2 separate regions of the Homo sapiens genome follow, and region 1 is linked to region 2. The links are chromatin loops, found by intact Hi-C in ENCODE. Cell type or tissue: PC-3. All regions are shown on one strand. Each heading gives the region's core, and the rest is flanking DNA. Links, peaks and the distances in the headings are about the cores only. Region 1 overlaps PARD3B (par-3 family cell polarity regulator beta). Region 2 has its middle 12 kb from the start of PARD3B.

Region 1 (4,404 bases), core at 73-4,072, 110 kb before region 2:
TCCAGGGTACTTTAGAGACAGTGCAATATGGCCATTTTTCTTCCAGTCTTATTACATACAACTTAACCTGAATCCAACATTTTTTCAGTGAATTAGAAATAATGAAATGTCAAAAAAATATGCAAATAAGACAAAAGGTATAAACCACATACAAAAAAATTGAGAAATTTAGACTAAACTTCCAATCATAAAATGCAGCAAGGCACAAAATTAAAAAAAATACATGTATAACAAAACTGTATCCAACAAAGGACAGATATGCAGAATATAAGGAATGCCTCAAAAAACAAAAATGAACAACAGACAACCCAATAGAAAAAGACAAACAAAATACTTTACAGAAAAGAATAAACGACCAATAAACATCTAGAAAGGAACTCAACCTTATTGGTTATCCAGAAAATGCTAATTAAAACTACAATGAGATACCACTGAACACCCATTGAAATAGCAAAAGCAGTAACTAATACAGATGATCTCCAACTTACAGTGGTTTAACTTAAAACTCTTCGACTTTACGATGGTGTAAAAGCAATAAGCATTCAGTAGAAATTGTATCTTGAATTTTTGTCTTTTCCCAGGTTGGTCTTATGTGTTTCAATACTCTTAAGTTAGATATTCAACACTTTATTATAAAATAGAATTTGTAATAGATAATTTCGTCCAACTGTAGGATAATGTAAGTGTTCATAGAGTGTTTAAGGTAGGCTAAGCTATGATGTTCTGTAGGTTAGGTGTATTAAATGCATTGTTTACTTACTATATTTTCAACTTACCATTGGTTTATCAGGATGTGACCCCATTATAAAGGAGCAGCTGTAATACTAAACATACTCTAGGATGTGGAAGAACCAGAACTCTGATAATAGAAATATGAACTGGCACAACTAACTTGCAAAACTATTCTCATTATCTGGGAAGTGGAAAATGAATATAACCCTATGATCCACTCATCTATAAATTAAGGAAGATAATGTATGTACACACTGGTATGTCTCAGAATATTCATCACAACCCTGTTCACAATAGCCCCAGGTTAGAAACAACACAAATGGTCATCAAGAGAGTGGATAATTCACGTTTAATATATTAATATGAGGGAATGATTATAACTGAAAACTAACAACCTACAGCTTCACGCAATGACATGGATGAATCTCACAAACACTGAATGAAAGCATTCAGACACAACACTGTATGAGTACATTCATATACAGTTCAAAAAACACGAAAAACTAAACTGAATGTTTAGAGTCCTACATTAGGTAGGAAAGAAAAGAAAGGAATAATAATCACAACATTCAGGATAGTGCTTTCCTCTGCAGTAAGGGAAAAGTGTTTCAGCAGTGGCACGTGAGAACTTCTGGGGTGCAAGCAACATTCCATTTCTTCACCAGGGAAGTGGTAATACAAGTGCAGAGGTATGTATTTTATAATTTATAGCTTCTATTTAAAGTATATATGCTTTATGCATGTCTGTATATCTCCTATTTTTAAATGTGTTTAATTGAAAGAACATATGTCAAAACCAAATAAAACAATAAATCCAGAATGTTCTTTGGCTAGAACCAGAAAGCATCCTTAGACAAGAAGGAAGAGAGACACATTATAGCTAGAAGTAGAAAGCATCCTTAGACAAGAAGGAAGAGAGACACGTTATAGCAGTCACATCTAGTGACAAAATTCATTGAGTAAGCCATGAAAATACATTGATTATCCAGATACCTTATCTTAAAAATATTATACTTCCATGTCAAAAAAGCAAAGGAAGACATGACAGAAGATGCTTTTGGAATTGGAAATTGCCTTCTTTTAAAAGTTTAGTGAGATGCATTTGGCTCTAGTGAACCAAAAGAAGTTATATGGTCACTTCATATTTGTGTATTAAAATAATTCAGTCATCATTTAAGAAATACTTAGGTAGAAAGTACTAATACAAGAATGGGCTACTATGATGAGTCTAAGAGAGCTGACACCACAACTTGACAGCTAACTGACAGGCTGATGAACAGTAACATTTATGAGCAAAGGTTTAAGAGGCCTAAAGTTGGAATATGCAGGAAAATGCCTTAACTAATATGTCACATTAAGCCAAAGTACAGATTGTTGCCTAAGAAACCCATGAAACAAAATTTTTTTCTTCACATAATTAATGAACTGCTTATGAAAATAAAAATGTATTAATTTTTCTCTTGAATAATTTTTATTACAAAAACAATCAGCAAAATATGTATGAGTCATTGCCTAAATTCTGCACAGAACTGTCAATGGACACACTTTATTTTTCTCTTTTTCTAATAAATTGTCATGCTTAAGGATTTGCATATTTTATATCAGAGGGCCTGAGGTTTCCCCAGTGTTTGTTTAATATAGTTAAGTAAATACCATAGAGCCAATGAAGTGAGTAATACTCAGTTTGCTTCCATCTCAGCGTCAGTGACAGGATATGGGTGACTGTCAAATACACACAGAATGACTTTTCTCCATTTACAATCTCACAGCTTTAATATCAAATAAAATCTCTCCAGAACCCTTTTAAGAATCTAAAGACAAAATCACTTCTGCATAAATCCTGCCTAAACCACCCAAGATTTAAAAATGTACTTTGGTCAACAACTTTCATCGAGTATCTCTCTTAGGAAAGCAGCAACTAAAACAAAAAAAAAAATTTACTGGTTCCCAATATTTAAAAGGTTTTTCATACTTGCCATTTATGTTTATTCTCTAGCTCTCTGGGGAGGAATTTTTTTATAAAAGTATCATAAGAATATACAGTAAATATATTCAGATCCAACTCTTCCCATAAATCATGATATCATGTACCATAAACCTCATTTGGGATTCAGTGTATTCTAATATTTTTAAGTGGCATATTCTTAAGGAAAAAAACTGTCTATTTATCCTAGGAATAATCCTGTGGGACCCCACACACATTTTCTTTTATTAATAAATTAGTATACATTAATATCCAATTAAAATATTTTAAAATTTAAATTATTCTAACTCTCTAACTAGGGAAAATATTCTAATTTTGAAAGAGACCACATATTTTGCTTTTATTGTTAAAATATTCAGTGGAATTATTTTTCACTTTCAACTAACATAGTAATAATATGTTAATAAAAGAGTCTATATTGGTACATAAAAAAGACTTCCAAGACCACACATGAAAGCAAAATGGGCACCTCGGCAGGGTTGAGGTACAAACACACCCACACACAAAGATAGACACCCACACACCCATACAAAATCAACCAAAAGTATTTGCTTGATATGTATACCATGCACTTTGAGTAGTAAAATAAATGACTGTCCTTGTCCTTAAGGAACTTTCAGTCCCTATGTAGAGAAATGTGTCCCCATGAAAACATAACAGGAAGCATAATTTCAACTTTAGAGGAGGTGTAACATGGCTGGGTTTTAAAGGGTGGAAAAGGTCACTGGGCAAAAAGAACTACAGCAAGAATTCTAAATGGGATGGGATGAGATGTGTTACCAATGGAGTGGAGAAAGGAAAACAAGCCTCCTTCAGAGAACGAATAAATAAATTGCTGTTGCTAAAGGAAAGAATTCTTACAAGAGGCTTGAGAAGGGGAAGACTAGTTAAGGGTAGTGATCCACCAGTGTACAGACATGAAATACTGGACAGTGGGCCTTTGATGTCATCCTCGCAGTCAGGCTTCTACTTTTTAAATGTTGTATACTCAGGTTAGCTTCAGGAGGGACTAGTCATCAAGCCTGAATTTTATGCAAAGCACTGCATATATGAACTTTTTCTGGAGAATATGTCCAGAAGAATTTGCAGTTCTTAATCTGAATAAATAGGCAATTGCTAGTATCCTTTATAAGAGGGGTGTCCAATCTTTTGGCTTCCCTGCACCACACTGGAAGAAGAAGAATTGTCTTCTTCCAGTGTGGCCCAGTGTAGCCACACATAAAATATACTAACACTAACAATAGCTGATGAGCTTAAAAAAATCACAAAAAAATCTCATAATGTTTTAAGACAGTTTACGAATCTGTGTTGGGCCTCATTCAAAGCCGTCCTGCGTTGCATGTGGCCCCATGAGTCACAGGTTGGACAAGTTTGCTTTAAACCTTCAAGCTAAGGAGTCAAATTCGTAGAAAGACACTCAGTTCTACTGTAGACATGTGTTTGAGATGGTATGAAGATATTCAAAAAATAATGTTTATCAAGAGTTTGGAGAGGAGGGATGAAGTCCAGGACAGACTCCCTGGAAGGCAATGGGGAGTTAGGATGTAATTATGCTGTATTACAGACTGGGTAATTTATGGAAAAAAGAGGTTTGACTCACAGATCCACGGACTGTACAGGAGGCACGGCTAGGGAGGCCTCAGGAAACTTACAATCATGGCAGAAGGTGAAGGGGAAGCAGGCACAAT
Region 2 (4,404 bases), core at 193-4,192:
TGTAGGCCATGACCCTTACGATGGGTGAGGAAGGGCCTTACACCTTTTCCACCCCTACCCTACTATAGTATAATGTGCGCTACAGTGAATCACACAGACCCACTCCCCCTTCAGGACTGAATACTCATCCGGTGATGCTGGTATTGTTGGCAGCTGAGAATCTCATCTGAGCCACTAACCAGGAATTACCCTCAATGGAACAGAGCCTCATTGCCCAAGATTGGACCTCATTCATAGGGCAGCCCACATGCCCACATTCAGTGAGTGGTCTATGTGTGTGAGGGAAGGAATAAAGGCCCAGACCCCTTGCTTGAAGGCTGATCAACTCTGAATGTCCATCACAGTTATGGAAAACCTTTGTTGCAAAAGTGTCCCTTCCCAACTCCTTTCTCCACGTAACCCTACTTCACTTCCACACAAGAACTGATTTTGAGCACATTCACCAATAAATTTACACATATGAATCTCCTTCTCATAGTCTGTTCTGCAGATAATCCAACCTAAGAAATAAGGTAATAAAAGAACTGTTAAAAATTCACAGACACGATGCTTTACATGGAAACGAGGGCTCAGGTAATGAGTGATAAACAGACCTAGAGATAATATGAATGCTTGAATAGATGAAGGAATGTATTGTAAATGACTCCAGTTATTTTCAGAAAAACACCCAAAAGGGTGAATTAGCAGAAAATGGAACCAAATAAATAGCTGATAGTAGCTTAGTGATAGTGGCTCATATGGGTCTGATACAATGGCCAAAACGTCTATTGAAGCCTGTGAGCAGGATTCCTGAAAGCCTAGGAGAGTTAACAGGAACTTCCAGCATCTTGAGAAGGAAGCTGTATTAGTCCATTCTTGTGCTGCTATGAAGAACTGCTTGGGACTAGGTAATTTACAAAGAAAAGAGGTTTAAAATTGACTCACAGTTCTGCAGGGTTGGGGAGGCCTCAGAAAACTTACAATCATGGTGGAAGGCACCTCTTCACAGGGTGGCAGGAGAAAGAATGAGTGCAAACAGGGAAAATGGTAGACACTTATAAAACCATCAGATCTCATAAGAACTCACTATCACAAGAACAGCAAGGGGGAAACCACCCCCATATTTCAATTACCTCCTACCGGGTCCCCCCGAAACACTTGGGGATTATGGAGATTACAGTTCAAGATGAGATTTGGGTGGGGACACAGTGAAACCGTATCAGAAGCCATTGCAAGAAAGGCAAACCCCCTCATGTCTCATATTCTAGCTAAAAGAAAATCATTTTAATTTTGCATTCTACTTGACAGTACATTCATATTGTTTTTTTATTAAAAATATGTTTTAGATTAATTTTCATTAAGAAAAAGTATTTTCTTACCATCTCTTTGGCTAAAGAATGGGATGTTAATCCACTGGGTCCTTCAGCTTTATCCAGGCAATTTCTCTCCACTGCCGAAGGTTTATAATTGTTATTACAAATTGAGAAGTTAGTCATCTAAATATGTATTACAAATGGCAATCGTTTACTTTTTTATAACTTTATGAGCAAAGAGCTGAGTGTGGTGACTCATGCCTGTAATCCTAGCATTTTGGGAAGCCAAGGTGGGAGGATCACTTGATCCTAGGAGTTCAAGACCAGCCTGGGCAACATAGGGAGAACTCGTCTCTACAAAGAATAAAAAAATTAGCCACATGTGGTGGCTCACACCTGTGGTCCCAGCTACTCAGGAGGCTGAGGTGTGTTGAGCCCGGGAAGTTGAGGCTGCAGTAAGCTATGATGGCAACATGGCAACAGTGTACTCCAGCCTGGTCGACAGAACAAGGCTCCCCTGCCAAACAAAACAAAACAAAACTTTATGAGCAAAACCAGAGTAATCACCAAGGAAACACCCATTAAATTGATTCAGCTGTTCAGCAAATATTTATCTAGTGACTACTATGTGTCAGGTTCTATTTTAGGTTATACAGCAGTAAATGAGAGAAGCAATACCTCTGCTCTCCTGGAAGCTACACCCAGGACTGAGATTTCCAGAATGTGGCCAAAGGGGCTTTAGTACAAATTTTCATACTACTGTTGGTGAACATTTCAGTAGTCTTTCTCCTGTGAGGTCATGTCACTTCTGACATGTGATGATCAGTAAGCATTTTTGATCCACTCATCAGTTTCGAGTATGCCCTGCAGAATTACTCAAAGGATATTTTAAGTGATGAAAAATTGCTGAGAGTGTTGCTTATTTATTTCTAACTCTATAATTTTCATCAAATTTACAAACTAAGAGTGGTTATCCACAGAATCAATTCTCATTACCCAACTCTCAAACTTCATTTTTGTTATAGCCATTTTGCCATATGCAATGAAAGCCTCCGCAGTTTTGCCTTGAAGGTACTGATTGTGAATAAGAGCTCTAAAACAAAATAAATCTCTGCTTACCTCACCAAAAATTTTAAACTCTCCTTAAGTTATAGTTAAGATAAACAATGAATTCATTCTTCTAAGCTTTTGCCTCTAGTTCTGATATCTTTTTAATATTTTTTTCTCTGTAAGGTAAAATAATTCAGCCTTGAGAAAAATTTATCCTTTACCTTTTCCTACCTAAATCAATGTGCATCTGTGTAGTTGATGAAGTTTTCAAAATTACTTCTCATTTTATTACAAATGACCTCACCTAAAACCATTGGCTTTTAGTTTTAATGTTTGTGTCAATCAGGTTTCTAGAAAGAATCACATGGCACACTTTAACCAGGTTAAGTGATGAAACTTTACTACAGAAACCACTTACTGGTGTGGGCAGCTTTAGGCAACCCAACAATGGCAGGTGCAGTTAGAGCTAGCAAGATGGGAAGACATTACATCCCTACTAAGACTGATATAGAAAGGGCCACCTGACATATCATGAACACTAGCCCAGCAGAGATGCAGCCAATCCATAGCAACGTGGCAGAAAGAGAGCTGGGAGACTAAGTACACCCATCTCATATCCTTCCACATCTATCTCCTACAGGTACATTTCACTGATCAAGCCCACTTGGAGGCAGAAGGCAGAAAGTCCTGTGAAACTCCTGTAGCTAAGAGTTTGTGTGGAAAAGGGTGGAGGGTGGATCTGAAGGGACGTAGGGAATGTGTCCAGCACACTGTTGTTTTAATTTTTTTCTGAAATAATTTATTCTTTTCCCCATCCTATTGAACATTATGCAAAAAAATCAAGAGTCAGACTGTGAGGTGAAGTGTTCACCATGAAGGATGCACCTTCAAGTATGCAATGGCGTGGACTGTGAACATCGCCTCTGGCCATTTTGCCATCCTAGATTTGGCTCCGTCCATCAAGCTTACTTGAGGAACAAGTATTTCTAAAGTCTCTTTGGTGTGGCTTGATCCCTCAATACACATGACTCTCACTAGATAACAAAGCCCTTCATTACTTTTGAACCAGATAGACGTTTGCTAGACTATTAGGAGTTGCTAGGGCTAGGCGCGGTAGCTCATGCCTGCAATCCCAGCACTTTGGGAGACTGGGGCGGGTGGATCACCTGAGGTCAGGTGTTCGAGACCAGCCTGGTCAACATGGTGAAAGCCCCTCCCTACTAAAAATACAAAAATTAGCTAGGCGCAGTGGTGGGCGCCTGTAATCCCAGCTACTTAGAGGCTGAGGCAGGAGAACGGCTTGTACCCAGGAGGGAGAGGTGGTGGTGAGCCGAGATTGCACCATTGCACTCCAGCCTGAGTGACTTGCTAGGAGTGTTTGAAAAGTTTTACTTATCTCTTAAAGTCGATTTTTGTTGCGCAGAGTAACCAAACTTTCGTGCAAAATATCTATTGATATCATCATTAAAATAAGAATGCTGACCAGAAAGGACTATTACTATACTCAATTTGGCATTTTTTGTTTTTCCTAAACACGGCTATAATATTTATATTCATATTATTATTAAAATATTATAATTATCTATTTAAAAGATTAAAATCAGGTGCTAGACTTATATCATAGAATAGGATATAGAAACAGTCTCAGGCATATGAACCATTTACAAATGACATAAGTTTAGAAACAGGTAGTTGGAGAGTCTGCTTTCTGAGTTTATATTTGCAGGTCCAAACTGGTGGTGAATAACACTGGAGAAAAGATGTGAAAAATCAAGTCCTGTTTTCACATTTCTTTCGCTAATATTTTTTCAATCATCTTAAAACAGTCATATCAACATATTAACCCATTTCAAATAGTGCCACTTTTCCAGATTATTCAAGAGGACAAGTCATGCTGCTTCTGCCTATATTTTGTGCTGTACAGAAGAGCCCCAGAGTTTTACTATCATCTCATCCTGTCCCTAGCATCCCCGGGAAAGCTTCTTTAATTCCTGTACACTTGATCTCAGGGACCTTTGAACAAAATAATTGGAATAAAATAACACACCAAAGGTCTAAATGC

The links. Peaks named below come from ENCODE experiments on the same cell type or tissue, not always from the same donor. Only the 100,000 strongest peaks of a DNase experiment are listed, where the experiment ranks them.
Region 1: a loop joins it to region 2, with 7 times the contacts of the local background. A loop is called at or near these places in 1 of 110 quality-filtered maps.

What each region holds. Positions count from the first base shown.
Region 1 is chr2:204,643,187-204,647,590 of GRCh38, reverse strand. The region is part of intron 1 of PARD3B (par-3 family cell polarity regulator beta); the gene reads right to left. Among named protein-coding and RNA genes, the nearest start is that of PARD3B, 100 kb to the right of the region's middle. In PC-3, for the core only: no CTCF peak of the experiment used is centred there; a DNase peak (open chromatin) is centred at 2,410; H3K27ac peaks cover 2,427 bases.
Region 2 is chr2:204,531,314-204,535,717 of GRCh38, reverse strand. No RefSeq gene overlaps it. Among named protein-coding and RNA genes, the nearest start is that of PARD3B, 12 kb to the left of the region's middle. In PC-3, for the core only: no CTCF peak of the experiment used is centred there; DNase peaks (open chromatin) are centred at 1,557 and 1,887; H3K4me3 peaks cover 619 bases; H3K27ac peaks cover 1,829 bases.